2 separate regions of the Homo sapiens genome follow, and region 2 is linked to region 1. Evidence: chromatin loops called from intact Hi-C (ENCODE). Cell type or tissue: natural killer cell. All regions are shown on one strand. Links, peaks and the distances in the headings refer to the core of each region. The heading gives the core; the rest is flanking DNA. Region 1 holds the start of PRAMEF18 (PRAME family member 18). Region 2 holds the start of PRAMEF19 (PRAME family member 19).

The links. Peaks named below come from ENCODE experiments on the same cell type or tissue, not always from the same donor. Only the 100,000 strongest peaks of a DNase experiment are listed, where the experiment ranks them.
Region 2: it touches region 1 in a loop (11-fold over the local background); 2 of 110 quality-filtered maps call a loop at or near these places.

The regions. Positions count from the first base shown.
Region 1 is chr1:13,223,362-13,239,226 of GRCh38, forward strand. It overlaps PRAMEF18 (PRAME family member 18), which reads right to left and starts at 2,793. Exons shown (of 3, transcript NM_001099850.2): 1 at 2,459-2,793; 2 at 1,494-2,072; 3 at 1-544. The coding sequence starts at 2,745. In natural killer cell, for the core only: CTCF peaks have their summits at 4,972 and 5,180; a DNase peak (open chromatin) is centred at 5,090.
Region 2 is chr1:13,370,679-13,386,543 of GRCh38, forward strand. It overlaps PRAMEF19 (PRAME family member 19), which reads right to left and starts at 1,269. Exons shown (of 3, transcript NM_001099790.5): 1 at 936-1,269; 2 at 1-549. The coding sequence starts at 1,222. In natural killer cell, for the core only: no CTCF peak of the experiment used is centred there; no DNase peak of the experiment used is centred there.

The sequences.
Region 1 (15,865 bases), core at 1-8,000:
GGACTCCAGTTGCTCAGTGGGCGACGTGCCACAGCAAGGGCAGGACACCGGACCAAAGAAGATCCTTTTGGGCTCCCTTACTTCCCTCAGTATACGCATCAGCTCAGCCTGAAGTGGGGTGAGGAGCTCCAAAATGACACGACCCCTGTTGTCAAGACTCTCCCGAGGGGCAGGATATGTTTCCAGGCTCAAATTGCTCAGCCTGCCTGTGTGGCGCAGCAGGTCCTTCAGAGCATCCATGGACGTGTCATTGCCGTGAAAACAGAAAGTGGTGAGGTTGGAGCAGCGGCTCAGGGCAGGCAGGATGACCCTGAGTTTGGAGTACCCAATCCCACAGTCCACTAAGAAGAGGGTCTGAAGAGTGGCAGCAACTTTCTCTAGCAGAGCTCGGAGGGGCTCAAGACGGATGAAGCGCAGTGCACCATGACTCAGATTCAGCTGCTTCAGTTGACTGAGACTTGGGTACCGGGGCAGGCATTTCAAGTCCTCTTCTTCTAGGAAGCCATAAGTTAATGCCAATGTCTCCAACGGGCTCCTGAGGCACCTGGGGAGAGCAAGAAGTTAGTACTGGGCAATGGCACCAGTTAGAGGACGGTGGTAGAAAATAACGTCAAGGGAAGAGCCTGTTTTGCCCAAACACAAGTTTGTTCTCATCATCTAATCATGGTCCTCCCGCAAGGTGCTGCCTGATGAGGACTTGGATCATTCAGAGGCAGTCCCATTTTAGGCTCAGTCCTTTCACCATCACTGGTGTGATTGGTTCAAGGCCATAAAATCTCTAAAGCCTCTTTTCTTCATCTTCCAGCAGAAAGCTTCATCTCTGGGCCACAGGAGCCCAGTGGAAGAGATGCCCAAAGAACTGACCTGAGCAAGGTCTAGGGACATCAGCTAGGGCTACCTGCTTTCAGAGGCTCCCTGACATGGCCACATCTGCAAACCACCTGTCACTTTGTACCACTCTCGTGCCTATTCCCTCACCTCCATCCCAGAAGCACGCATTTCCCATGTCACTTACCTTTCCTGGAGTTCAAAACAACCTTTTACAGACAGGGAATCAGAGAGAGGATCATTCATGTTCACTAAGCTGTGAGGACAGAGCTTCCTCTGTGAAACACACAGGTTTGGTGCACTTTCTCTTCTTTTACACCCTCCCCTCTGTTGCCTCTTTTTTATCATATTAACTTTAAACACACTTCCTAACAAGGAATTCCTAAAAGGAATTCACCCTCACTAGAGCTGAACCCTCCACTAACCAGCTCCCTACACGATGTCCCTCTCTGTAGCTTCTACCCCAGGTCATCCCTCTGCCCTTACTGGAGCGATCCTGTGATACCCACTTCAGGATATAGAGCACCAAACAGGACAATGCATTCTAGTGTCCCCTTCCCTAGACATCTCCAGTGGCTGGCACACAGTAGATGCTGATTGGTGTTTATTGTAACAAAAAAAGGCTGTGCTATGGCCCCCAGAGAAAGCTCACCATCCTTCCTCACCTGATCAGCTGGTCCAGGTGGCCTCTGAAGAAGCAGACCCTTCTTACATAAAGCATCTGGAGGTTCTCCAGCCTGAGGAGCACAGAGCTGAATTCAGCAACTAACTGTTCTTGGCTGTCAGAGCTTAGCAGGTAACGACAGCCATCAGAGATGAAGAGTTTGCGAAGATTCCTCATCTGGCTCAGGTAACGGCTAAACTCTACTATCATACACAGCCAGCACATGTTCCAAATTTCCAACACTTGGATACTGTCTGGGTATACTGTTTCCAATATGTTTCTGAAATTTAGAATGCTCATTGAATAATTCACCACCTTAGTACAGCACAGGTGTACTGAACCTCTTCTGTGCTGCACCCACCCAGAGAAGAAGCTCAGATCTTCATCCATGAATTTTTCCTTGAGGCAAACATCCATGAACACCTTCAAGGGCTGCTTCTCTCCTGTCCTTGGACAGTCCTCCACTGTCTGTCTCTTACTCATGGCCTCTGGGGAGCAGGACAGGAGCCTGGCTCCAGACCATATGGTCCAAAAATTCTCATCAACATCCCGCATTTCCAGCACTTGAAGTTTCCACCTCCTGTGAGTAACATAGGGGAAAAGCTCAGAACGTAGACAAGGACCCACCCCTGACCTGGGCTTTCACTCCACATCAAGGACTTCAGCTGCTTTTTTCCTCAGCGCCCCTCCTTCTGTCTCTTCTCCATCCCTTTCCCCCTTGGATTCTGCCTGGTACCCACTTCTAGTGCCTTTACCTTCCACTGGGAGCAGGCAGGTTCCTGTTTCCTCAGTGGACCCTGTATGGTGAGCAGTCCTTTCCCAGAGGAGCTGGGCAATAGCCAAGAACGTTCCCAGCTTTCTCACTGGCACCATCAGAAGCCCCTGGGCCACCCCGGGTTCCCAATTTGTCTGACCCAGCTGTTTAGTCCCTGGACACCTGGGCCCTCCCCACCTGGGTCACCTCACCTGGGGCGAACCTTTTGGGCAAGCAGGCAATCAATCCCATCCACTACATAATGTAAGATCTCCAGATCAGGCGTCTTCATCAGGGACCCCAGAGGGAGGCAGGGGAAGGGCCAGGCCTGCACCATCACCTTCAGAACCTCGCAGCGTCTGCTAGTGAAGGCCTCCACGAACAGTGGGGGGAAGAGCTCCCTGGGCAGCTCATCCAGGACGGAGATGGCCAAGGCCTGGTCCCTCAGCAGGCTCTGCCCTGCCAGCTCCAGGAGTCTGCGTGGGGCCTGGAAGCTCATCCTGATAAATCTGCAAGAAAACAAATCCAGAGAAGACAAACTTATCAGGCCAGTCCTCTCACACCCTGACTTCTCCTGGGCCAAAAGTCACTACTCTGGCAGGTGTGAAAGTCCTTAGTTTACCCCAATTCGACTCTGCAATAATTGGCCACAGAGACATAGTTCTGCCCTTCTGGTACCAAGAAGAGTGTCTCCCAACCTCCAAGGAACGGGCAAGATCACTCCTACTCCATGAATTTTCATTAATTTCTCCACCCAACTCTATTAGCTCTGGGAAGTGTTACCAAGAATCTTCAAAGCTCAGCTCCTTTTTTGAGAAAAAAATGTCTTCTCAATTTAAGGATCTAAAGCAATGGTCATGTGGCTGGGCTTGGTGGCTCACAACTGTAGTCCCAGCACTTTGGAGGCCAAGGCGGGTGGCTCACTTGAGGTCAGGAGTTAGAGACCAGCCTGGCCAACAAGGTGAAACCCAGTCTTTACTAAAAACACAAAAAGTAACCAGGCATGGTGGCAGGTGCCTGTAACTCCAGCTACTCGGGAGGCTGAGGCACAAGAATCACTGGAACCCAGGAGGCGGAGGTTGCAGTGAGCTCAGACAGTGCCACTGCACTCCAGCCTGGGCAATAGAGCGAGACTCAGTCTCAAAAAAATAAATAAATAAAATAAAACAATAAAACAATGGTAATGGGAGTCTCCTGTGGCCCCAAACAGTCTACAGTCTCAGTTCCCACAGTGAACTTGGCTGGGAGAGACTAAAGGGATATTTTTAATTAGACACCATTATGTTCACTTTCAAAAGAGTAATGAGGGGCCACACATGGAGGCTCACAGCTGTAATTCCAACACTTTGGCAAGCCAAGGCAGAACAATCACTTAAGCCCTGGAGTTGCTGACCAGCCTGGGCTACATAGTGAGACCCTGTCTCTCCAAAAAAATACAAAAAATAGATGGATGTGATGGCGCACACCTGTAGTCCCAGCTGCTCTGCAGGCTGAGGTGGAAGGATGGCTTGTGTCTGTGAAGCAGAAGTTACAGTGATCTGAGACTCTGCCACTGTACCCCTAGCCTGGGCAGAACAGCAAGACTCTGTCTTAATAAAATAAATAAATAAATAAAATATTACCCACTTTGGAATGGAGTCTAGAGAAACAAATGGATCCCACATTCAGAACAAAGACTCCATTCTTGAAAATGGTGTATGAGACCAGTCATGTTGGCTCATGCCTGTAATCCCAAGACTTTAGGAGGCAAAGTGGGAGGTTTGCTTGAATCTAGGTGTCCCAGACCAGCCTAGGTAACAAACCAAGACCTCATCACTATAAAAAATAATAATAATAGGCCTGGCACGGTGGCTCACACCTGTAATCTCAGCACTTTGTGAGACTGAGGCGGGCAGATCGCCTGAGTTTGGGAGTTTAAGACCAGCCTGGCCAACATAGTGAAACCCTATCTCTATTAAAAATACAAAAATTAGCCAGGTGTGGTGGCACACACCCACAGTCCCAGCTACTTGGGAGGCTGAAGCAGGAGAATCACTTGAACCCGGGAAGCAGAATTTGCAGTGAGCCAAGATCATGCCTCTGCACTCGAACCTGGGCAACAGAGTGAGACTCTCTCTCAAAAAAAAAAAAAAAAGAAAAAAACAAAATCAAAAAAATTAGCCAGTTATACTAGTGCATGCCTGAATTCCAGCTATTCAGAAGGCTAGAACTTCTGAGTAGGGAGGATGGCTTGAGCCCAGAAGGCAGAGGTTGCAGTGAGTCGAGATCACAATACTGCATTCCACCAAGAATGACGCAGGAAGACAATGTCTCAAAGAAAAAAAAAAAAAGACTTCAGTCAATTGCATTATTTTTCAACTGCTTGATTTGGAACTCTGAAGCTGGGCATGGTGGCTCACACCTATAATCCCAGCACTTTGAGAGGCCTAGGTGGGCAGATCACGAGGTCAGGTGTTCGAGACCAGCCTGGCCAACATGGTGAAACCCTGTCTCTACTAAAAATACAAAAATTAGCCGGGCATGGTGGTGGGCACCTGTAATCCCAGCTACTCAGGAGGCTGAGGCAGGAGAATTGCTTGAACTTAGGAGGCAGAGGTTGCAGTGAGCCGAGACCTCATCATTGCACTCCAGCCTGGGTGACAGAGCAAGACTCCATCTCAGAAAAAAAAAAAAAAAACATTTGAAATGACATAAACTAAACACAAATAAAATATTTGGAGTGAAGAGATAAAACTGCATTAGAGAAAAAATTAAAGCCTACATCTGTTCATCTGAAAAACAGGCAAGAAAATTCTCTGTGCCACCTTGGCCTTCATGTCGCCCTCTACTGGCTGACTGTGGGTCATAGGAGTGCCCTTGTGAAGGTACCTGACTTACCAGATCTGGACTCACTTTGCAGTCTGCTCGGACCTCTTGGAGAATCAAGCAATAACTCCAGGTACCACAGCTTGGGGTTTCTTCTGTGGATGTTCACAAGCTTTCTTGGACCTTTCTGTTTTTTTGAGATGGAGTTTTGCTCTTGTTGCCCAGTTTGGAGTAAAATGGCGTGATCTCGGCTCACCGCAACCTCCACCTCCTGGATTCAAGTGATTCTCCTGTCTCAGCCTCCAAAGTAGCCGGAATTACAGGCATGCGCCACCACACCTAGCTAATTTTGTATTTTTAGCAGAGATGGTGTTTCACCATATTGGCCAGGCTGGTCTTGGGAACTCCTGACCTCATGACCCACCCTCCCCCTCAGCCTCCCAAAGTGCTGGATTACAGGCATGAGCCACGGCTCCCAGCAACTTTCTTGGACTTTCCTAATCCCACCTCCTTTATCAACTTCCAGATTCCTATCAGAAAGTGATGCCTGATGGGATTTCTGAATTCCACCCAGTTAAGCCTGATTGAAGTTTTGGCTTTCTGCAGAATAATGGATTGAATCAGATATCCAATCATGAAACTGAAAGCACTGTAATTAGGGTGGAAGTCAAGAACTCATTTTGATGATTTTGATGTCACCAAAGAACTCCCAACCATAATATTTTCCGGTTTTGCTTTTCTGTCTAATCTCAGGAATAGGTTGAACCCTTCCCTGTCTTCCACTCAGGACTAGGAAGGTCACATATTACTACCACTCCATCTCTGCTTCTGGAGGGCATTAATGAGTGAATTCTTGACTTCCACCCTAACAAACACTGATGGAATTTACCAGTATGTGACCTTCTTTGTCCTGAGTGTGAGACAGGGAACTCTCACTCTGTTCCTGACATTAGAGAGAAAAACAAAACCTAAAAAGATTAATGTTGGGGAAATCTTTGGCCCCATCAAAATTATCAAAATGGGCCAGGCGCGGTAGCTCATGCCTGTAATCCCAGCACTTTGGGAGGCCCAGGCGGTGGATCACGAAGTCAGGAGATCGAGACCATCCTGGCCAACATGGTGAAACCTTGTCTCTACTAAAAATACAAAAATTAGCCGGGTGTGGTGGTGGGCGCCTGTAGTCCCAGCTACTCAGGAGGCTGAGGCAGGAGAATCACTTGAACCCAGGAGGCGGAGGTTGCAGTGAGCCAAGATCATGCCACTGCACTGCAGCCTAGGTGACAGAGAGAGACTCTGCCTCAAAAAGCAAAACAAAACAAAATTATAAAAGGTTTCAGCCAGGCACTGTGGCTCACACCTATAATCCCAGCACTTTGGGAGGCTGAGGCGGGTGGATCACGAGGTCAGGAGATCGAGATCATCCTGGCTAACACTGAAACCCTGTCTCCACCAAAAATACAAAAAATTAGCCAGGCATGGTGGTGGGTGCCTTTATTCCCAGCTACTCCAGAGGCTGAGGCAGGAGAATGGCAAGAACCTGGGAGGCGGAGCTTGCAGTGAGCCAAGATCGCACAACTGCACTCCAGCCTGGGTGACAGAGCAAGACTCAGTCTCAAGATAAATAAATAAATAAATAAAAATAAAAATATTTCAGAGTTTAAACTTTATAAGCCAGGTGCGGTGGCTCAAGCCTGTAATCCTGGCACTTTGAGAGGACAAGGTAGGCAGATCATGAGGTCAGCAGTTCGAGACCAGCCTGGCAAATACGGTGAAACCCCGTCTCTACTAAAAATACAATAATTAGCTGGGCATGGTGGGATGCACCTCTAGTCCCAGCTACTCAGGAGTCTGAGGCAGAAGAATCACTTGAACCCGGGAGGTGGAGGTGGCAGTGAGCCAAGATCATGCCACTGCACTACACCCTGGGTGACAGAGGGAGACACCATCTCAAAAAAAAAAAAAAAATCAGTGAAGCATGGTGGCACACACCTGTGGTCCCAGCTACTCTGGAGGCTGAAATGGGAAGATCCATTTTTTGATCCCCACGATGCAGAGGTTGCAGTGAGCCTAGATCAATCTATTGCCCTCTGGGCTGAGCGACAGAGCCTGTATCAAAAACAAAAACAAACAAAACAAAAAACAGCTTCATGAAGGCAGTGGTTTTATCCCTACAAAATTGAATTTAAATGTTCGTGTATATATTGGTCATTTGGGATTTAAGTTACCCATATGAGGAAATCGTATGCTCATTTGTGTGGAAGAGAGGTACCACTAAGGGTGTGATTGGTCTCAAGATTTTGTTCCAGGTTTCTCTGGAGGAAATCAGGTAACAATTACAAAGAGAAGTAAGGGTGGTGGCTGGGCTGGGCTGGGTTGGGCTTAGTGTTCCAATGGGACCTTGAGATTGAACCAAGGCATGGTCAATGTGTTGGGTTTTTGTGGGCATGAGGGAGACTCTTTCCAACATTGGCCAATGCCACCTTAACTGTGATCCTTATGGCCAAGGAGGATGCCTTCAGAACCACTTATGTAATCCTCCTTATTTTTCCTTTCAAAACCCTTGTCTTCCTTGACCTCCCTGAATAGTCTCACACCTATTCCCATTGCTTTGCTCATTTCATAAGAAAAAAATCCTTTTTTACTGAGTCTCTTTCTCTGTCTGTTAAGTACACCATATTTTTGTTGACACACAGATGAGTAACCCAGTTTTAGGGTGAGAAAGGGTCAAAGGATCCCATTCTCCACCAGTCGGAGGTAATGGGACGGTCATGGTTATTCTTCATCATAGCTACGTCTGCACATTGCCAGTGAAATCCTGCAGATCGGCCAGGCTTGGTGGCTCACACTTGTAATCCCAACACTTTAGGAGGCCAAGTCGGGAGAATCACCTAAGGCCAGGAGTTCAAGACCAGCCTGGCCAACATGGTGAAACCCCATCTCTACTAAAAAATATATACATATATATAAATTAGCCAGGTGTGTTGGGGCATGCCTGTAATCCCAGCTGCTTGGGAGGCTGAGGCAGGAGAATTGCTTGAACAAGGGAGGTGGACATTGCAGTGAGCCAAGACTGCACCATTGCACTCCACCCTGGGTGACAGAGTGAGACTCCATCTCAAAAAAGCAAAAACAAAAACAAAAACCTGCAAATCACAGTTGGCGGGCTTCCAAACCAACCATCTGGGGAAGGGCTTAGGATTCATGGCTTACATCCTGTCCCTGAGTAAATCATCTGATCATGAGCTTCTCAAACTCTTCAAGTACTGACAAAGGCTTCACCTTCTGACATTGAGAAGGACGCTGATTTGATTTTGATCATGAAGTTTAACTGTCTTGCACTTCAAGCATTTTGGCCTGTTCATTGTCAACCTTGGTCAATGATTGTAACCTCTGTGTTGTACCCATCACTGAAGGACAACTCAGCTATGAGGAGTCCCACTGCCTTCTACACTCTCTCATGAAAGCATTCCAACTTATAATAGACTTTGGAACACACCCACTTTGTTGCTGTATGTTCCTGGGTCAATTCTCACATTCAGCTTCCAATAAACTTGTATCAAATTATTTCTCCCTCAACAGCCTTAATTTCCATTGACACCAGATTGTGTGATTGTGGTTTAAATTGGGATAGAGGAGCAAGCATGGTGGTTAACACCAGTAATCCCAGCATTTGGAAAGCCAAAGTGGGCAGATTGTTGAGTCCAGGAGTTCAAGACCAGCCTGGGCAATGTGGCAAAACCTCATCTCTACAAAAAATACAAAAATTAGCTGGGCATGGTGGCATGCACCTGTACTCTCAGTGACTTGGGGGGCTGAGGTGGAAGGATCACTTGAGCCCAGGAGGCAGAGGTTGCAGTGAGCTGAGATCTGCCACTGCACTCCAGCCTGGGTGACAGAGTGAGAACCTGTCTTATAAATAAATGAATAAATAAATAAATAAATAAATAAATAAGGCTGGGCACAGTGGCTCACACCTGTAATCCCAGCACTTTGGGAGGTCGAGGTGGGTGGATCACCTGAGGTCGGGAGTTCAAGACCAGCCTGACCAACATGGAGAAACCCCATCTCTACTAAAAATACAAAATTAGCCGGGCGTGGTGGCACATGCCTGTAATCCCTGCTACTAGGGAGGCTGAGGCAGGAGAATCGCTTGAACCAGGGAGGCAGAGGTGTGGAGCTGAGATCACACCAATGCACTCCAGCCTGGGCAACAAGAGTGAAACTCCATCTCAAAAAAAATAAAATAAAATAAATACATAAATAAATAAATGTAGGAAGAAAAAGTATTTTAATGAATTAGATGAAGTAGCCATTGCATGCTATCTCCATTAAAGGATAAGTAGGTTCCTCTACAAAATGCCCTGATTATTGATGCATCTAATAAACCAAACTATTGGCCGGGCGCAGTGGCTCACGCCTGTAATCCCAACACTTTGGGAGGCCAAGGTGGATGGATCACTAGGGCTCAGGAGTTTCAGACCAGCCTGGCCAACATGGCAAAACCTCGTCTCTACTGAAAATACAAAAAATTAGCCAGGTGTGGTGGAGAGCACCTGTAATCCTAGCTACTTGGAGGCTGAGGCAGGAGAACTGCTTGAACCCAGGAGGCAGAGGTTCCAGTGAGCCAAGATCATGCCATTGCTCTCCAGCCTGGGCAACAGAGTGAGACTCTGTCTCAAAAAAACAAAAACAACACAAACAAACAAAAGAAGCTATTATTTATTTCATATAGTAGAACTGTAGAGACAATCCCTTTGCCTCTCATGTTTCCATTAAACCAATGTCTAGTTTTTTAGTTTTTTGTTTTTTGGGTTTTTTATTGAGACGGAGTCTTGTTATGTTACCCTGGCTGGAGTGCAATGGCACCATCTCAGCTCACTGCAACCTCTGTTTCCCAGGTTCCAGCGATTCTCCTGCCTCAGCCTCCCAAGTAGCTGGAATAACAGGCACTCGCCATAATGCCCAGCTGATTTTTTTGTATTTTTTGTAGAGACGGAGTTTCACCACGTTGGCCAGGCTGGTCTTGAACTCCTGACCTCAGGTGATCTGCCTGCTTCGGCCTCCCAAAATGCTGGGATAACAGATGAGAGCCACTGTGCCCGGCCACCAATGTCTGGTTTTAGTAAGACGTTGATTACGTAGTAGAGGGTAACATGATCATGCTCATGTATTGTTTCGTTTTGTTTTGTTGTTTTGTTTTGTTTTGTTTTGCTTTGTTTTGTTTTGCTTTGATTGAGACAGAGTCTCACTCTGTTGCCCAGGCTGGAGTGTAGTGTTGCCATCTCGGCTCACTGCAACCTCTACCTGCTGGGTTCAAGCGATTTTCCTGGCTCAGCCTCCCAATTAGCTGGGATTACAGGGGCCTGCCACTACACCCAGCTAATTTTTCTTGTACTTTTAGTAGAGATGGGGTTTCACCATGTTGACCAGGCTGGTCTTGAACTCCTGATCTCAAGTGATCTGCCCTCTTCAGCCTCCTAAAGTGCTGGGATTACAGGCATGAACTACTACCTCTGACTGTTGTTTTGTTTGTTTGTTTTTGTTTTTGTTTTTGTTTTATTTTGTTTTGTTTTTTGAGATAAGGTCTTCTTCACTCTGTTGCCGAGGCTAGAGTTCAGTGGCATAATCATAGCTCATAGCAGCCTTGAACTCCTGGACTCAAGTGATCCTTCTGCTGCAGCCTCCTAAGTAGTGGTCATGTTCTAATTTTATATCTATTTCCCTTACACATTGGCTTCCAATCTCCATAATGTGTGTCAAACCAAAGAGTCTGATTACAGAGGGAGTCTGGAACACTGCCTAGATCAACCCAGTTGCACTAAGGTTTTCTATGCACAGAAATAAATTTCCAGGCCCTGCTTGGTGGCTCACACCTGTTATCCCAGAACTTTTGGAGGCCGAGTCAGGCAGATTGCTTAAGCCCAGAGGCCAGGAGTTAGTGACCAGCCAGGGCAGCATGGTGAAACCCTGTCTCTACAAAAAAATAAAAAAACACAAAACCTAACCAGGTGTGGTGGCACACACCTGTAATCCTAGCTATTTAGGAGATTGATTTGGAGGATTGATTGAGACTGGCAGGTCAAGGCTGCAATAAGCCGTGATCGTGCCACTTCACTCCAGCCTGGGTTGCAAAACAAGACCCTGTCTCGAAAAAGGAAAACAAAAACAAAGATTAAAAAAAAAATGTTTACATAGCCAGCAATTGATTTGCTTAGTGAAAGAAGCTAAACTTTGAACAGTAGAACTTTGAGAATGTTCAGTTTGAGGCCAGGCACGGTAGCTTACACCTGTAATCCCAGCACTTTGGAAGGCCAAGGTGGGAGGATCACTTGAGGTACGGAGTTCGAGGCCAGCCTGGCCAACTTGGTGAAACCCCGTCTCTACTAAAAATACAAAAATTAGCCCGGCATGGTGGTGTAAACCAGTAGTTACAGCTACTTGGACGGCTGAGGCAGGAGAATCGCTTGAACCCGGGAGGCAGAGGTTGCAGTGAGCAGAGATGGTGCCACTGCACTCCAGCCTGGTGACAGAGGGAGACTTTATCTCATTTTTTTTTTTTTTTTTGAGACGGAGTCTCGCTCTGCTGCCCAGGCTGGAGTGCAGTGGCGCAATCTCGGCTCACTGCAAGCTCCGCCTCCCAGGTTCACGCCATTCTCCTGCCTCAGCCTCCCAAGTAGCTGGGACTACAGGCGCCCGCCACCACGCCCGGCTAATTTTTTGTATTTTTAGTAGAGGCGGGGTTTCACTGTGTTAGCCAGGATGGTCTCGATCTCCTGACCTCATGATCCACCTGCCTCTGCCTCCCAAAGTGCTGGGATTACAGGCGTGAGCCACCGCGCCCGGCCGGGGGACTCTATCTCAAAAAAAAAAAAAAAAAATTCAGTAGTAAAACTTTTGGTTAGCAGGGCACGGCTGCTCACGCCTGTAATCCCAGCACTTTGGGAGGCCGAGGCGGGCAGATCATGAGGTCAGGAGATCGACACCATCCTGGCTAACATGGTGAAACCGCATCTCTACTAAAAATAGAAAAAAAATTAGCCAGGCGTGGTGGCAGGTGCCTGTAGTCCCAGCTACTCAGGAGGCTGAGGCGGGAGAATGGCATGAACCCAGGAGGCAGAGCTTGCAGTGAGCCAAGATCATGCCACTGCACTCCAGCCTCGGTGACAGAGCAAGACTCCGTCTCAAAAATAAAAAACAAAAAAAAACTTTCGGTTAGTGTAATCTAGTCTTCCCTGTAGATGTAGCTAATTTTATTTTATTTTTATTATTATTTTTATTGAGACAGAGTCTTCCTCTGTCTGCCAGACCGGAGTACAATGGTGCGATCTCGGCTCACTGCAACCTCTGCCTCCTGGGTTCAAGTGATTCTCCTGCCTCAACCTCCCTAGTAGCTGGGAATACAGGCATGCACCACCATGCCCAGCTTCTTTTTGTACCTTTAGAAAAGAAGGGGTTTCACCGTGTTGGCCAGGCTGGTCTCGAACTCTTGACAAGTGATCCACCCGCCTCGGCCTCCCAAAGTGCTGGGATTACAGATGTGAGCCACCGTGCCCAGCCTGATTTAGCTAATTTTAGTTTCAAGATACCATTTGTTCATTCAACCTTTGTAGAAGGCTGAGAAAAACAAGGGCAATGGTAGTGCCACTAAATTTGTAAAATCTTCTTTAAGTGTTTGATAACCTGTCCAGTAAAGTGTGTTCCTGAGACAGGATTGTTCCCTTGACTTTGACCTTCTTCATGGGCAGGAACTAGAGTGGTTTGTTTCACTCCGGCTGCAGTCTGTGGATGGCTGAGTGTGAACAGCTCAGTGTATGGTCAGAGTGACAGCTTCCCGCACCTGCCCTTTTTGACACTCAAGTTCTTATTCGGTGTAAAGGAAGAACCAGGTCACATTAGCTATTTAAAGAGTAGCATAAGTGAAGGATTTTATTGGGTGATAAATGTGGCTCTCAGTGGAAAGGGGAGTTAGAAAGGGGATGGTGCTGCCAGGCGCAGTGGCTCAAGCCTGTAATCCCAGCACTTTGGAAGGCTGTGGGAGGCTGAGGCAGATGGATCACCTGAGGTCAGGAGCTCGAGACCAGCCTGGCCAACATGGTGAAACCCCATCTCAAATAAAAATGCAAAAAAATTAGCTGGGCGTGGTGGCGGGTGACTGTAATCCCAGCTACTTGGGAGGCTGAGGCAGGAGAATCTCTTAAGCCCAGGAGGCAGAGCTTGCAGTGAGCAGTGAGCTGAGATCACGCCACTGCACTCCAGCCTGGGCAACAGAGTGAGACTCCGTCTCAAAAAAAAAAAAAAAAAGAAAGGGGATGGTGCAGCAAGAAGGTGATCTTCCCCTGAAGCCACACCATCTGAAGTTAGCTGCATCTCTCTGTAGGCTTTAATGCTCATCTGCTTGTATCCCCAACGTTCAGCCACTTGTATTCCGATGCTCAGCATCTTGCATCCCCAACCACTTGCAGCAGCCGCTTGTGTTGCTCTGCCAGCTGGTCTTTTTATGGGCCCAGGATAGGGTGTGAGGAAGGCCAAAAGGGCAATCATTTGGGCAGAAAAATGGGGTTAGCTGTTTTCACTTAGGGCCGAGTTTCCAGGATTGAGGGTGGGTTTAGTTGGGAGCCCAGCTGTTCTGAATCATTTCCTTATTGCTGGCCAACAAGGTAAAACCCTGTCTCTACCGAAAATTAGCTGGGTGTGGTGGGGGATGCCTGTAGTTCCAGCTACTTGGGAGGCTGAGGCAGGAGATTCCTTGAACCCAGGAAGCAGAGGTTGCAGTGAGCTGAGATCGTGCCACTGCACTCCAGCCTGGTGACAGAGCAAGACTCCGTATCCAAAAAAAGAAGAATGGGCACACAGATGCCTCAACATTTGGCAACTGAGGGACTTTTCCTCCTGGGTCATTATCCATCCATTCCAATTATGGAAAAATTCCTGCTTTCTAGAGCATTAAAGGAGAATCACCAAGAGGATATCAAGACAGGTGGTGATAAAGCCTTTTGGGTATAGTTGTTCTCACTATTGGGTTTATGCAAATGGAGATATGATAAAGACTTTTTTGGCCACTTTAGGACAGATTACAAAAGAAACCACAAAAAAATGCTGTGGGACACAGAAGTCTCTAAATTCCTTACCTTAAGTGGTTTCAGGGAAATGTTTATGTTTATAGCTAATTGCTACAAGTCTAACTAAAACCAAGGTTGCAGTAGCTCAATGCATAGAACTTATAGATAAGTCCATTTTTGTAAGCTTGCTTTTTGGCTTTGGTTTTAGGCTTATGTTGCCTAAAAGGTTTTAAGTGTTGATGCATGCCTGCCCACCGCCACGCTCATCTGGCCTAGGATGCTTTAATTGGCTGTAAGTCTTTTGGCTCTGAATCTCACGTCCATAGGAGTCCCACCTAGGGGCTGGGTGGACCAAGGCAGGTAGCTCCGCCACCCTGTCATCCACATGAGACAAATTAAAACTTTGGCCATTGATGCTGCTTCTGGCATATCCTGATGAACAGGGGGGAAAATGAGAAATAACAGTGAATTTCTAAGCCCCCTAACTGAAGAAACAGACCCCCTGTTGGTCAAGAGGAAACCCCAGTTATCCTTGAAAACTGAGTTCTCAAGGAGAACGAGATGTTGGGCGGGGGGGGTCCACAAGCTTCACTATACCCCCTCCCTTGCTAACCACCATTAGCCTTTCTTCCTTAAGGGTCAAACAGAAACCAGCTCTTTAAGAATCTACCACTCATAGCAACCAACTGCCTGATGCTGCTTCTCCTGTCAGAGTGGCCATCCGACACTTGGCCACTCTTTTTTTTTTTTTTTTTTTTTTTTTTGACACGGAGTCTCCTTCTGTCGCCCAGGCTGGAGTGCAGTGGCGCCATCTCGGCTCACTGCAACCTCTGCTTCCCAGGTTCAAGTCATTCTCCTGCCTCAACCTCCCAAGTAGCTGGGATTACAGGCGTGGGCCACCATGCCCAGTTGATTTTTGTATTTTTAGTAGGGACAGGGTTTCAACATGTTGGCCAGGCTGGTCTCGATCTCCTGACATCAGGGTATCCACTCACTGGGATCAGGTGCTGGAATTCCAGCTGTGAGCCACCTTGCCTGGCCATGGCCACCTTTTATGAAAAATAAAGCTCTCCCTTCCAAACTTAAAATAAATAAGTAGTAAAATAAATGATACATACCAACAGAACACTGTATATAGTAAATACACACATATAATATGTATGCAGTTGAAAAATATAATAGTAATGTTGACAAAAAGAGTCAAACTCTGTAATATATGTGAAGAGATTTATTCTGAGCCAAATATGAATGACCATGGCCCATGACACAGCCCTCAAGAGGTCTGGAGAGGCTGGGCGCAGTGGCTCATGCCTGTAATCCCAGCACTTTGGGAGGCCGAGGCAGGCGGATCACGAGGTCAGGAGATCGAGACCATCCTGGCTAAAATGGTGAAACCCTGTCTCTACTAAAAATACAAAAAAAAATTAGGTGGGCATGGTGGTGGGCGCCTGTAGTCCCAGCTACTCGGGAGGCTGAGGCAGGAGAATGGCGTGAACCCGGGAGGCAGAGCTTGCATTGAGCCGAGATCGTGCCACTGCACTCCAGCCTGGGTGACAGAGCAAGACTCCATCTCAAAAAAAAAAAAAAAAAAAGAGGTCTGGAGAACACGTGCCCAGGGTTGTTTGGGGCGCAGGTTGGTTTTATACAGTTTAGGGGTACATGAAACATCAATTAAATACATCTAAGAAATATATGGCCAGTCCCCCTGGTTCTGTGGCTCACGCCTGTAATCCCAGCACTTTCAGAGGTTGAGGT
Region 2 (15,865 bases), core at 1-8,000, 150 kb after region 1:
AAGCGGATCCTTCTCATATAAAGCATCTGGAGGTACTCCAGCCTGAGGAACACAGAGCTGAATTCAGCAACTAACTGTCCTTGGCTCTCAAAGCTTGGCAGGTAACCACAGCCATCGGAGATGAAGAGTTTTCGAAGATTCTTCATCTGGCTCAGGTAACGGCTAACCTCTGCTACCATACACGGCCAGCACATGTTCCAAATTTCCAATACTTGGATACTGTCTGGGTATACTGTTTCTAATATGTTTCTGAAATTTAGAATGTTCATTGAATAATTTACCACCTTAGTACAGCACAGGTGTACTGAACGTCTTCTGTGCTGCACCCACCCAGAGAAGAAGCTCAGATCTTCATCCACGGATTTTTCCTTGAGGCAAACATCCATGAACACCTTCAAGGGCTGCTTCTCTCCTGTCCTTGGACAGTCCTCCACTGTCTGTCTCTTACTCATGGCCTCTGGGGAGCAGGACAGGGGCCTGGCTCCAGACCATATGGTCCAAAAATTCTCATCAACATCCCGCATTTCCAGCACTTGAAGTTTCCACCTCCTGTGAGTAACATAGGGGAAAAGCTCAGAACGTAGACAAGGACCCACCCCTGACCTGGGCTTTCACTCCACATCAAGGACTTCAGCTGCTTTTTTCCTCAGCGCCCCTCCTTCTGTCTCTTCTCCATCCCTTTCCCCCTTGGATTCTGCCTGGTACCCACTTCTAGTGCCTTTACCTTCCACTGGGAGCAGGCAGGTTCCTGTTTCCTCAGTGGACCCTGTATGGTGAGCAGTCCTTTCCCAGAGGAGCTGGGCAATAGCCAAGAACGTTCCCAGCTTTCTCACTGGCACCATCAGAAGCCCCTGGGCCACCCCAGGTTCCCAATTTGTCTGACCCAGCTGCTTAGTCCCTGGACACCTGGGCCCTCCCCACCTGGGTCACCTCACCTGGGGCGAACCTTTTGGGCAAGCAGGCAATCAATCCCATCCACTACATAATGTAAGATCTCCAGATCAGGCGTCTTCATCAGGGACCCCAGAGGGAGGCAGGGGAAGGGCCAGGCCTGCACCATCACCTTCAGAACCTCGCAGCATCTGCTAGTGAAGGCCTCCACGAACAGTCGGGGGAAGAGCTCCCTGGGCAGCTCATCCAGGACGGAGATGGCCAAGGCCTGGTCCCTCAGCAGGCTCTGCCCTGCCAGCTCCAGGAGTCTGCGTGGGGCCTGGAAGCTCATCCTGATAAATCTGCAAGAAAAATCCAGAGAAAAGACAAACTTATCAGGCCAGTCCTCTCACACCCTGACTTCTCCTCGGCCAAAAGTCACTACTCTGTCAGGTGTGAAAGAGTCCTTAGTTTACCCCAATTCGACTCTGCAATAATTGGCCACAGAGACATAGTTCTGCCCTTCTGGTACCAAGAAGAGTGTCTCCCAACCTCCAAGGAGCGGGCAAGATCACTCCTACTCCATGAATTTTCATCCATTGCTCCACCCTGGCCAGGCGCGGTGGCTCACGCCTGTAATCCCAGCACTTTGGGAGGCCGAGGCGGGCGGATCACGAGGTCAGGAGATCGAGACCATCCTGGCTAACATGGTGAAACCCCGTCTCTACTAAAAATACAAAAAATTAGCCAGGCGAGGTGGCGGGCACCTGTAGTCCCAACAACTCTGGAGGCTGAGGCAGGAGAATGGCATGAACCCCAGGGAGCAGAGCCTGCAGTGAGCCGAGATTGCGCCACTGCACTCCAGCCTGGGCGACAGTGAGACTCTGTCTCAAAAAAAAAAAAAAATTGCTCCACCCAACTCTATTAGCTCTGGGAAGTGTTACCAAGGATCTTCAAAGCTCAGCTCCTTTCTTGAGAAAAAATGCCTTCTCAATTTAAGGATCTAAAACAATGGTCATGTGGCTGGGCTTGGTGGCTCACAACTGTAGTCCCAGCACTTTGGAGGCCAAGGCGGGCGGCTCACTTGAGGTCAGGAGTTAGAGACCAGCCTGGCCGACAAGGTGAAACCCAGTCTTTACTAAAAATACAAAAAGTAGCCAGGCATGGTGGCGGGTGCCTGTAACTCCAGCTACTCAGGAGGCTGAGGCACAAGAATTGCTTGATCCCAGGAGGTGGAGTTTGCAGTGAGCTGAGATAGTGCCACTGCACTCCAGCCTGGGCAATAGAGCGAGACTCAGTCTCAAAAAGAAAAACAAAACAAAACAACAAGACAATGGTAATGGGAGTCTCCTGTGGCCCCAAACAACCTGCAATCTCAGTTCCCACAATGAACCTGGCTGGGAGAGACTAAAGGGATATTTCTAATTAGACACCATTATGTTCACTTTCAAAAGAGTAATGAGGGGCCACACATGGAGGCTCACAGCTGTAATTCCAACACTTTGGCAAGCCAAGGCAGAACAATCACTTAAGCCATAGAGTTGCCGACCAGCCTGGGCTACGTAGTGAGACCCTGTCTCTCCAAAAAAATTCAAAAAATAGATGGATGTGATGGCGCACACCTGTAGTCCCAGCTGCTCTGCAGGCTGAGGTGGAAGGATGGCTTGTGTCTGGGAAGCAGAAGTTACAGTGATCTGAGACTGTGCCACTGTACCCCCAGCCTGGGCAGAAGAGCAAGACTCTGTCTTAATAAAATAAATAAATAAATAAAATATTACCCACTTTGGAATGGAGTCTAGAGAAACAAATGGATCCCACATTCAGAACAAAGACTCCATTCTTGAAAATGGTGTGTGAGACCAGTCATGTTGGCTCATGCCTGTAATCCCAAGACTTTGGAAGGCGAAGTGGGAGGTTTGCTTGAATCTAGGTGTCCCAGACCAGCCTAGGTAACAAACCAAGACCCCATCACTATAAAAAAACATAGTAATAGGCCCGGCACGGTGGCTCACACCTGTAATCTCAGCACTTTGCGAGACTGAGGTGGGAAGATCACCCGAGTTTGGGAGTTTAAGACCAGCCTGGCCAACATAGTAAAACCCCATCTCTATTAAAAATACAAAAATTAGGCCGGGAGCAGTGGCTCACGCCTGTAATCCCAGCACTTTGGGAGGCCGAGGCGGGTGGATCACGAGGTCAGGAGATCCAGACCATCCTGGCTAACACGGTGAAACCCCGTCTCCGCTAAAAAAACAAAAAATTCTCTGGGCGTGGTGGCGGGCCCCTGTAGTCCCAGCTACTTGGGAGGCTGAGGCAGGAGAATGGCGTGAGCCCGGGAGGCGGAGCTTGCAGTGAGCCGAGATCACGCCACTGCACTCCAGCCTGGGCAACAGAGCGAGACTCCGTCTCAAAAAAAAAAAAATACAAAAATTAGCCAGGCATGGTGGCAGACACACATAGTCCCAGCTACTTGGGAGGCTGAAGCAGGAGAATCACTTGAACCCAGGAAGCAGAAGTTGCAGTGAGCCAAGATCGCGCTCTGCACTCGAACCTGGGCAACAGAGTGAGACTCCATCTCAAAAAAAAAAAGAAAAAAACAAAAAAATTAGCCAGTTATACTGGTGCGCGCCTGAATTCCAGCTATTCAGAAGGCTAGAACTTCTGAGTAGGGAGGATTGCTTGAACCCAGAAGGCAGATGTTGCAGCGAGTCGAGATCAAAACACTGCATTCCACCATGAATGACGCAGCAAGACACTGTCTCAAAAAAAAAAAAAAAAAAAAGACTTCAGTCAATTGCATTATTTTTTAACTGCTTGATTCAGAACTTTGAGGCTGGGCACCGTGGCTCATGCCTATAATCCCAGCACTTTGGGAGGCCTAGGTGGGCAGATCACGAGGTCAGGTGTTCGAGACCAGCCTGGCCAACATGGTGAAACCCTGTCTCTACTAAAAATACAAAAATTAGCCGGGCATGGTGGCGGGCACCTGTAATCCCAGCTACTCAGGAGACTGAGGCAGGAGAATTGCTCAAACCCAGGAGGCAGAGGTTGCAATGAGCCGAGACCGCATCATTGCACTCCAGCCTGGGTGACGGAGCAAGACTCCATCTCAGAAAAGAAAAAAAAAAAAGAAAACCTTTGAAATGACATAAAAACTACAACACAAAATATTTGGAGTGAAGAGATAAAACTGCATTAGAGAAAAAATTAAAGCCTACATCTGTTCATCTGAAAAACAGGCAGGAAAATTCTCTGTGCCACCTTGGCCTTCATGTCGCCATCTCTACTGGCTGACTGTGGGTCATAGGAGTGCCCTTGTGAAGGTCCCTGACTTACCAGATCTGGACTCACTTTGCAGTCTGCTCAGACCTCTTGGAGAACCAAGCAATAACTCCAGGCACCACAGCTCGGGGTCTCTTCTGTGGATGTTCACAAGCTTTCTTGGACCTTTCTCTTTTTTTTTCAGACGGAGTTTCGCTCTTGTTGCCCGGTTTGGAGTGCAATGGCGTGGTATCGGCTCTCCGCAACCTCCACCTCCTGGGTTCAAGTGATTCTCCTGTCTCAGCGTTCAAAGTAGCTGGAATTACAGGAATGCGCCACCACACCTGGACAGCGCCCAGCACCTTTCTTGGACCTTCCTAATCCCACCTCCCTTATCAACTTCCAGATTCCTATTAGAAAGTGATGCCTGATTGGATTTCTGAATTCCACCCAGTTAAGCCTGATTGAAGTTTCGGCTTTCTGCAGAATAATGGATTGAATCAGATATCCAATCATGAAACTGAAAGCACTGTAATTAGGGTGGAAGTCAAGAACTCATTTTGATGATTTTGACGTGACCAAAGAACTCCCAACCATAATATTTTCAGGTTTTGCTTTTCTGTCTAATCTCAGGAATAGTTTGAACCCTTCCCTGTCTTCCACTCAGGACTAGGAAGGTCACATATTACTACCACTCCATCTCTGTTTGTGGAGGGCATTAATGAGTGAATTCTTGACTTCCACCCTAACCCTAACAAACACTGATGGAATTTACCAGTATGTGACCTTCTTTGTCCTAAGTGTGAGACACAGAACTCTCACTCTGTTCCTGACATTAGACAGAAAAACAAAACCTAAAAAAATTAATGTTGGGGAAACCTTTGGCCCCATCAAAATTATCAAAATGGGCCAGGCGCGGTAGCTTATGCCTGTAATCCCAGCACTTTGGGAGACCCAGGCGGGTGGATCATGAAGTCAGGAGATCGAGACCATCCTGGCCAACATGGTGAAACTCTGTCTCTACTAAAAATACAAAAATTAGCCGGGTGTGGTGGCAGGCGCCTATAGTCCCAGCTACTCAGGAGGCTGAGGCAGGAGAATCACTTGAACCCAGGAGGCGGAGGTTGCAGTGAGCCAAGATCGTGCCTCTGCACTGCAGCCTAGGTAACAGAGAGAGACTCCGCCTCAAAAAGCAAAACAAACAAAATTATAAATGGTTTCAGCCAGGCACGGTGGCTCATGCCTATAATCCCAGCACTTTGGGAGGCCAAGGTGGGTGGATCACGAGGTCAGGAGATGGAGATCATCCTGGCTAACAGTGAAACCCTGTCTCCACTAAAAATACAAAAAATTAGCCAGGCATAGTGGCGGGCGCCTGTAGACCCAGCTACTCCAGAGGCTGAGGCAGGAGAATGGCATGAACCTGGGAGGCGGAGCTTGCAGTGAGACAAGATCGCGCCACTGCACTCCAGCCTGGGTGACAGAGCAAGACTCAGTCTCAAGACAAATAAATAAATAAATAAATAAAGATAAAATGTTTCAGAGTTTAAACTTTATAAGCCAGGCGCGGTGGCTCGTGCCTGTAATCCTAGCACTTTGAGAGGACAAGGTAGGCAGATCACGAGGTCAGCAGTTCGAGACCAGCCTGGCAAATATGGTGAAACACCGTCTCTACTAAAAATACAATAATTAGCTGGGCATGGTGGCACGTGCCTGTAGTCCCAGCTGCTTAGGAGTCTGAGGCAGAAGAATCACTTGAACCCGGGAGGTGGAGGTTGCAGTGAGCCAAGATCATGCCACTGCACTACAGCCTGGGACAGACGGAGATTCCATCTCAAAAAAAAAAAAAAAAAAATCAGTGAAGCATTGTGGCACACACCTATGGTCCCAGCTACTCTGGAGGCTGAAATGGGAAGATCCATTTTTTGATCCCCACAATGCAGAGGTTGCAGTGAGCCTAGATCAATCCACTGCCCTCTGGGCTGGGCAACAGAGCTTGTATCAAAACCAAAAACAAACAAAACAAAAAACAGCTTCATGAAGGCAGTGGTTTTATCCCTACAAAATTGAATTTAAATGTTCGTGTATATATTGGTCATTTGGGATTTAAGTTACCCATATGAGGAAATCATATGCTCATTTGTGTGGAAGAGAGGTACCACTAAGGATGTGATTGGTCTCAAGATTTTGTTCCAGGTTTCTCTGGAGGAAATCAGGTAACAATTACAAAGAGAAGTAAGGGTGGTGGCTGGGCTGGGCTGGGTTGGGCTTAGTGTTCCAATGGAACCTGGAGATTGAACCAAGGCATGGTCAACATGTTGGGTTTTTGTGGGCATGGAGGGAGACTCTTTCCAACATTGGCCAATGCCACCTTAATTGTGATCCTTATGGCCAAGGAGGATGCTTTCAAAACCACTTATGTAATCCTCCTTATTTTTCCTTTCCAAACCCTTGTCTTCCTTGACCTCCCTGAATAGTCTCACACCTATTCCCACTGCTTTGCTCATTTCATAAGAAAAAAATCCTTTTTTACAGAGCGTCTTTCTCTGTCTGTTAAGTACACCATATTTTTGTTGACACACAGATGAGTAACCCAGTTTTAGGGTGAGAAAGGGTCAAAGGATCCCATTCCCCACCAGTCGGGGGTAATGTGACGGTCATGGTTATTCTTCATCATAGCTGCATCTACACATTGCCAGTGAAAACCTGCAGATCGGCCAGGCTTGGTGGCTCACACTTGTAATCCCAACACTTTAGGAGGCTGAGGTGGGTGAATCGCCTAAGGCCAGGAGTTCAAGACCAGCCTGGCCAACATGGTGAACCCATCTCTACTAAAATATATATATATATTAGCCAGGTGTGTTGGGGCATGCCTGTAATCCCAGCTGCTTGGGAGGCTGAGGCAGGAGAATTGCTTGAACCAGGGAGGCAGACATTGCAATGAGCCAAGACTGCGCCATTGCACTCCAGCCTGGGTGACAGAGTGAAACTCCATCTCAAAAAGCAAAAACAAAAACAAAAACAAAAACCTGCAAATCACAGTTGGCGGGCTTTCAAACCAACCATCTCGGGACTTAGGATTCATGGCTTACTTCTTGTCCCTGAGTAAATCATCTGATCATGAGCTTCTCAAACTCTTCAAGTACTGATGAAGTCTTCACCTTCTGACATTGAGAAGGACACTGATTTGATTTTGATCATGAAGTTTGACTGTCTAGCACATCAAGCATTTTGGCCTGTTCATTGTCAACCTTGGCCAATGATTGTAACCTCTGTGTTGTACCCATCATTGAAGAAGGACAACTCAGCTATGAGGAGTCCCACTGCCTTCTACACTCTCTCATGAAAGCATTCCAACTTATAACAGACTTTGGAACACACCCTCTTTGTTGCTGTATGTTCCTGGGTCAATTCTCACATTCAGCTTCCAACAAACTTTTATCAAATTATTTCTCCCTCAACAGCCTTAATTTCCATTGACACCAGATTGTGTGATTGTGGTTTAAATTGGGATAGAGGAGCAAGCATGGTAGTTAACATCAGTAATCCCAGCATTTGGAAAGCCAAAGTGGGCAGATTGTTGAGTCCAGGAGTTCAAGACCAGCCTCGGCAATGTGGCAAAACCTCATCTCTACAAAAAATACAAAAATTAGCTGGGCATGGTGGCATGTACCTGTACTCTTAGTGACTTGGGGGGCTGAGGTGGAAGGATCACTTGAGCCCAGGAGGCAGAGGTTGCAGTAAGCTGAGATCTGCCACTGCACTCCAGCCTGGGTAACAGAGTGAGAACCTGTCTTATAAATAAATAAATAAATAAATAAGGCTGGGCGCAGTGGCTCACGCCTGTAATCCCAGCGCTTCGGGAGGCTGAGGCAGGTGGATCACCTGAGGTCAGGAGTTCAAGACCAGCCTGACCAACATGGAGAAACCACATCAACACTAAAAATACAAAATTAGCTTGGCATGGTGGTACATGCCTGTAATCCCTGCTACTAGGGAGGCTGAGGCAGGAGAATCGCTTGAACCTGGGAGGCAGAGGTTGTGGTGAGCTGAGATGCATCAATAATCAGGGCATTTTGTAGAGGAACCTACTTATCCTTTAATGGAGATAGCATGCAATGGTTACTTCATCTAATTCATTAAAATACTTTTTCTTCCTACATTTATTTATTTATGTATTTATTTTATTTTATTTTTTTGAGACGGAGTTTCGCTCTTGTTGCCCAGGCTGGAGTTCAGTGGCATAATCATAGCTCATAGCAGCCTTGAACTCCTGGACTCAAGTGATCCTTCTGCTGCAGCCTCCTAAGTAGTGGTCATGTTCTAATTTTATATCTATTTCCCTTACACATTGGCTTCCAATCTCCATAATGTGTGTCAAACCAAAGAGTCTGATTACAGAGGGAGTCTGGAACACTGCCTAGATCAACCCAGCTGCACTAAGGTTTTCTATGCACAGAAATAAATTTCCAGGCCTTGCTTGGTGGCTCACACCTGTAATCCCAGCACTTTTGGAGGCCGAGTCAGGCAAATTGCTTGAGCCCAGAGGCCAGGAGTTAGTGACCAGCCAGGGCAGCATGGTGAAACCCTGTCTCCACAAAAAATAAAAAAACACAAAACCTAGCCAGGTGTGGTGGCACACGCCTGTAATCCTAGCTATTTAAGAGACTGATTTGGAGGATTGATTGAGCCTGGCAGGTCAAGGCTGCAATAAGCCGTGATCGTGCCACTTCACTCCAGCCTGGGTTGCAAAACAAGACCCTGTCTCGAAAAAGAAAAACAAAAATAAAGATTAAAAAAAATGTATACATAGCCAGCAATTTGATTTGCTTAGTGAAAGAAGCTAAACTTTGAACAGTAGAACTTAGAAAATGTTCCATTTGAGGCCAGGCACTGTGGCTCACACCTGTAATCCCAGCACTTTGGAAGGCCAAGGTGGGAGGATCGCTTGAGGTAAGGAGTTTGAGGCCGGCCTGGCCAACATGGCGAAACCCCATCTCTACCAAAAATACAAAAATTAGCCCAGCATGGTGGCATAAACCAATAGTTACAGCTACTTGGGAGGCTGAGGCAGGAGAATCTCTTGAACCCAGGAGGCAGAGGTTGCAGTGAGCAGAGACAGTGCTACTGCACTCCAGCCTGGTGACAAAGTGAGATTCCATCTGAAAAAAAAAAAAATCAGTGGTAAAACTTTTGTTTAGGGTAATCTAGTCTTCTCTGTAGATGTAGCTAATTTTATTTTTATTCATTTATTTATTTATTTTTTGAGAGAGAGTCTTCCTCTGTCACCCAGGCTGGAGTAAAATGGTGCGATCTTGGCTCACTGCAACCTCTGCCTCCCGGGTTCAAGTGATTCTCCTGCCTCAGCCTCCCTATTAGCTGGGAATACAGGCATGCACCACCATGCCCAGCTACTTTTTGTATCTTTAGAAAAGAAGGGGTCTCACCATGTTGGCCAGGCTGGTCTCGAACTCTTGACAAGTGATCCACCCGCCTCGACCTCCCAAAGTGCTGGGATTACAGATGTGAGCCACCGTGCCCAGCCTGATTTAGCTAATTTTAGTTTCAAGATAACATTTGTTCATTCAACCTTTGTAGAAGGCTGAGAAAAATGAGGGCAATGGTAGTGCCACTAAATTTGTAAAATCTTCTTTAAGTGTTTGATAACCTGTCCAGTAAAGTGTGTTCCTGAGACAGGATTGTTCCCTTGACTTTGACCTTCTTCATGGGCAGGAACTAGAGTGGCTTGTTTCACTCCGGCTGCAGTCTGTGGATGGCTGAGTGTGAACAGCTCAGTGTAGGGTCAGAGTGACAGCTTCCCGCACCTGCCCTTTTTGACACTCAAGTTCTTATTCGGTGTAAAGGAAGAACCAGGTCACATTAGCTATTTAAAGAGTAGCATAAGTGAAGGATTTTATTGGGTGATAAATGTGGCTCTCAGTAGAAAGGGGAGTTAGAAAGGGGATGGTGCTGCCAGGCGCAGTGGCTCAAGCCTGTAATCCCAGCACTTTGGGAGGCTGTGGGAGGCTGAGGCAGATGGATCACCTGAGGTCAGGAGCTCGAGACCAGCCTGGCCAACATGGTGAAACCCCATCTCAAATAAAAATGCAAAAAAATTAGCTGGGCGTGGTGGCGGGTGACTGTAATCCAAGCTACTTGGGAGGCTGAGGCAGGAGAATCTCTTAAGCCCAGGAGGCAGAGCTTGCAGTGAGCAGTGAGCTGAGATCACGCCACTGCACTCCAGCCTGGGCAACAGAGTGAGACTCCGTCTCCAAAAAAAAAAAAAAAAAAAAAAGAAAGGGGATGGTGCAGCAAGAAGGTGATCTTCCCCTGAAGCCACACCATCTGAAGTTAGCTGCATCTCTCTGTAGGCTTTAATGCTCATCTGCTTGTATCCCCAACGTTCAGTCACTTGTATTCCGATGCTCAGCATCTTGCATCCCCGACCACTTGCAGCAGCCGCTTGTGTTGCTCTGCCAGCTGGTCTTTTTATGGGCCCAGGATAGGGTGTGGGGAAGGCCAAAAGGGCAATCATTTGGGCAGAAAAATGGGGTTAGCTGTTTTCACTTAGGGCCGAGTTTCCAGGATTGAGGGTGGGTTTAGTTGGGAGCCCAGCTGTTCTGAATCATTTCCTTATTGCTGGCCAACAAGGTAAAACCCTGTCTCTACCGAAAATTAGCTGGGTGTGGTGGGGGATGCCCGTAGTTCCAGCTACTTGGGAGGCTGAGGCAGGAGATTCCTTGAACCCGGGAGGCAGAGGTTGCAGTGAGCTGAGATCATGCCACTGCACTCCAGCCTGGTGACAGAGCAAGACTCTGTATCCAAGGAAAAAAAAAAAAAAAAGAATGGGCACACAGATGCCTCAACAGTTGGCAACTGAGGGACTTTTCCTCCTAGGTCATTATCCATCCATTCCAATTATGGAAAAATTCCTGCTTTCTAGAGCATTAAAGGAGAATCACCAAGAAGATATCAAGACAGGTGGTGATAAAGCCTTTTGGGTATAGTTGTTCTCACTATTGGGTTTATGCAAATGGAAATATGATAAAGACATTTTTTGGCCACTTTAGGACAGATTACAAAAGAAACCACAAAAAAATGCTGTGGGACACAGAAGTCTCTAAATTCCTTACCTTAAGTGGTTTCAGGGAAATGTTTATGTTTATAGCTAATTGCTACAAGTCTAACTAAGACCAAGGTTGCAGTAGCTCAATGCGTAGAACTTATAGATAAGTCCATTTCTGTAAGCTTGATTTGGCTTTGGTTTTAGGCTTATGTTGCCTAAAAGGTTTTAAGTGTTGATGCATGCCTGCCCACCGCCATGCTCATCTGGCCTAGGATGCTTTAATTGGCTGTAAGTCTTTTGGCTCTGAATCTCACATCCACAGGAGTCCCACCTAGGGGCTGGGTGGACCAAGGCAGGTAGCTCCGCCACCCTGTCATCCACATGAGACAAATTAAAACTTTGGCCATTGATGCTGCTTCTGGCATATCCTGATGTACAGGGGGATAAATGAGAAATAACAGGGCCGGGCGCGGTGGCTCACGCCTGTAATCCCAGCACTTTGGGAGGCCGAGGTGGGTGGATCACAAGGTCAGGAGTTCAAGACCAGCCTGACCAAGATGGTGAAACCCCGTCTCTACTAAAAATACAAAAAAATTAGCCAGCCGTGGTGGTGGGCGCCTGTAATCCCAGCCACTCAGGAGGCTGAGGCAGAGAACTGCTTGAATCCGGGAGGTGGAGGTTGCAGTGAGTTGAGATCGTGCCACTGCACTCCAGCCTGGGCGACAGAGTGAGACTCGTCTCAAAAAAAAAAAAAAAGAGAAATAACAGTGAATTTCTAAGCCCCCTAACTGAAGAAACAGACCCCCTGTTGGTCAAGAGGAACCCCCAGTTATCCTTGAAAACTGAGTTCTCAAGGAGAACGAGATGTTGGGCGGGGGGGGTCCACAAGCTTCACTATACCCCCTCCCTTGCTAACCACCATTAGCCTTTCTTCCTTAAGGGTCAAACAGAAACCAGCTCTTTAAGAATCTACCACTCATAGCAACCAACTGCCTGATGCTGCTCCTCCCGTCAGAGTGGCCATCCGACACTTGGCCACTCTTTTTTTTTTTTTTTTTTTGACACGGAGTCTCCTTCTGTCGCCCAGGCTGGAGTGCAGTGGCGCCATCTCGGCTCACTGCAACCTCTGCTTCCCAGGTTCAAGTGATTCTCCTGCCTCAGCCTCCCAAGTAGCTGGGATTACAGGCGTGGGCCACCATGCCCACCTGATTTTTGTATTTTTAGTAGGGACAGGGTTTCAACATGTTGGCCAGGCTGGTCTCGAACTCCTGACCTCAGGTGATCCACCCACTGGGATCAGGTGCTGGAATTCCAGCTGTGAGCCACCTTGCCTGGCCATGGCCACCTTTTATGAAAAATAAAGCTCTCCCTTCCAAACTTAAAATGAATAAGTAGTAAAATAAATGATACATACCAACAGAACACGGTATATAATAAATACACACATATAATATGTAAGCAGTAGAAAAATATAATACTAATGTCGACAAAAACAGTTCAACTCTGTAATATATGTGAAGAGATTTATTCTGAGCCAAATATGAATGACCATGGCCCATGACACAGCCCTCAAGAGGTCTGGAGAACACATGCCCAAGGTGGTTGGGGCGCAGCTTGGTTTTATACAGTTTAGGGGAACATGAGACATCAATTAAATACATCTAACAAATACATGGCCGGTCCGCCGGGCGCTGTGGCTCACGCCTGTAATCTCAGCACTTTGAGAGGCCGAGGTGGGCGGATCATTTGAGGTCAGGAGTTCGAAACCAGCCTGGCCAACATGCTGAAACCCCATCTCTACTAAAAATACAAAAATTAGCCTGGCATGGTGCTACACGCCTTTAATCCCAGCTACTCAGGAGGCTGAGGCAGAAGAATTGCTTGAATCTGGGAGGTGGAGTTTGCCGTGAGCTGAGATCGCACCACTGCACTCCAGCCTGGGCGACAGAGTGACACTCCATCTCAAAAAAAAAAAAGAAAGAAAGAAAGAAAAGAGAAATACATGGCTGGGTGCATGGTGGCTCACGCCTGTAGTCCCAGCACTTTGGGAGGCCAAGGCAGGTGGATCACCTGAGGACAGGAGTTAGAGACCAGCCTGGCCAACATGGTGAAACCCCGTCTAATTTTTGTAAAAATACAAAAATTAGCCAGGCGTGATGGTGTGTGCCTGTATTCCCAGCTACTCGGGAGGCTGAGACAGGAGAATTACTTGAACCCAGGAGACAGGGATCGCAGTAAGCCAAGAGCACACCACTGCATTTCAGCCTGGGCGACAGAGTGAGAATCCATGTGAAAGAAAGAAAGAGAGAGAGAAAGAAAAGAAAAGAATTACATTGGTTTAGCTCAGAAAGGAGAGACAACTGAAGGGTCGGGGGCTTCCAGGCTATAGGTAAATTTAAACATTTTCTGGTTGACAATTGGTTGAGTTTGTCTAAAGACCGGGGATCCATAGAAAGGAAATGGTCAGGGTGAAATAAAAGATTGTGGAGACCGAGGTTCTTTTGAAATCTCATAGTGGCCACCCTTCGAGACAACAGATGACAGATGTTTCCTATTCAGACCCTTAAAATTACCAGACAGTCCATCTCTTCAGGACTGGGAGGGCCTGCAAGAAAAAGATCTAGCTGTGTTAATAGAGATTCTTTACAGATGCAGATTTTCCCCCATAAAGGACAGCTTTGCAGGGCCATTTCAAGATATGGCAAAGAAACATGCCTTGGGGCAAAATATCTTGACTTTCTCCTCTGTCACAGGATGTTACGCCAGAGTCAGATTGGAAAGTAAGTCACCATATACAGGGCTAAAAAAAACTCATCTGATGGAAATTTATGATTTTGGGGCATGACTCTGTAGACTCAGTAGGAATTTGGGCAAGATAAAAAATTCAGACCTTAGTCCTCAGTAAAATGAAGGCATATGTACCTTCCACCCACTTTAGGGCCACCTGTCTCTCCACTCTTCTCCTTCCAATCCCATCCACCTATGTGTCTTCCAACAATTTATAAAAATGACCAAAGGGACAATGAAAATGGTTTTAACATTTGAATATCAACCAAACATGCATGATTGGGCCAGGCGCAGTGGCTCACACCTGCACTCCCAACAACTTTGGGAGGCCGAGGTGGGCAGATCACCAGAGATCACAAGTTCAAGACCAGCCTGGGCAACATGGGAAACGCTGTCTCTAGTAAAAATACAAAACTTAGCAAAGCGTGGTGGTGCACATTTGTAATCCCAGCCACTCAGGAGGCTGAGGCAGGAGAATCGCTTGAACTCGGGAGATGGAGGTTGCAGTGAGCCGAGATCACACCACTGCACTCCACCCGGGACCACAGAGCGAGACTCTGTCTCCCAAAAAAAAAAAAAAAAAAAAAATGCACAATTAGTTGAACATTTGAATTCAACCAATGTATTTAAACAAATAAATAGAATAAAAGCACCAGAAAATGATCATCTTAACTGATGTAGGAAAAACATTTGAAAAAATTCAATGACTCATTCAGGATTTTAAAAATATTCTCAGCAAAATAAGAAAATAATTCCTCAATATGAATTCCTCAATGGGATTACAGACACACACCACCCACCTTATCAGTCAGTCCCTTAGTAAATTCCATCAGTGTTTGTTAGGATTAGGGTGGAAGTCAAGAATTCATTCATTAATGCCCTCCACAGAGAATGAGTTGTACTAATATGTGACCTTCCTATTTTTGAGTTTGAGACAGGGAAGGGTTCAATCTGTTCCTGAGATTAGACAGAAAAACAAAACCTGAAAGCTTTATGGTTCAGAGATCTTTGGCTGGATCAACGTTATCAAAATGAATTCTTGACTTGCGTTCTAATCCCAACACTTTCAATTTCATGATTGGATATCCAAGGGATTGAATGGACACCTGAATTCACAGGCTTAACTGGGTGGAGCTTCAGAAATCCAATCAGGCATCACTCTCTGATGGGAAGCTGGTGGTTGAAAAGGGGAGGTGTGATGAGAAAGGTTCAAGAAAGCTTGTGAGCACCCCCAGAAGAGACCCAGAGCTGTGGTGCCTGGAGTTACTGCTTGGTTCTCCACGAGATCCGAGCATACTGCAAAGTGAGTCCAGATCTGGTAAGTCAGGGACCTCCACAAAGGGCACTCCTATGACCCAAAGTCAGACAGTCGGGATTACGACACGCAGGTCAAGATGACACAGAGAATTCTCCTGCCTGTTTTTCAGATGAACAGATGTAGGCTTTGATTTTTCCTCTAATACACTTTTATCTACACTCCAAATATATATATACATATATATTTTTGTTTGTTTGTTTGTTTTTGTTTTGAGACAGAGTCTCACTCTGTTGCCTGGGCTGGAGTGCAGTGGCACGATCTCGGCTCATTGCAACTTCCACCTCCCAAGTTCAAGCAATTCTCCTGCCTCAGCCTCCCGAGTAGCTGGGACTACAGGCGCCCACCACCAAGCCTGGCTAATTTTTTTTTGTATTTTTAGAGAGACAGGGTTTCACCATGTTGGCCAGGCTGGTCTTGAACTCCTGACCTTGTGGTTCACCCGCCTCAGCCTCCCAAAGTGCTGAGATTACAGGCATGAACCACCACGCCCAGCCACTCTCCAAATATTTTATTTCTGTTTTAGTTTATGCCATCTCAAAGTTCTCTTTTATTTTATTTTTTTG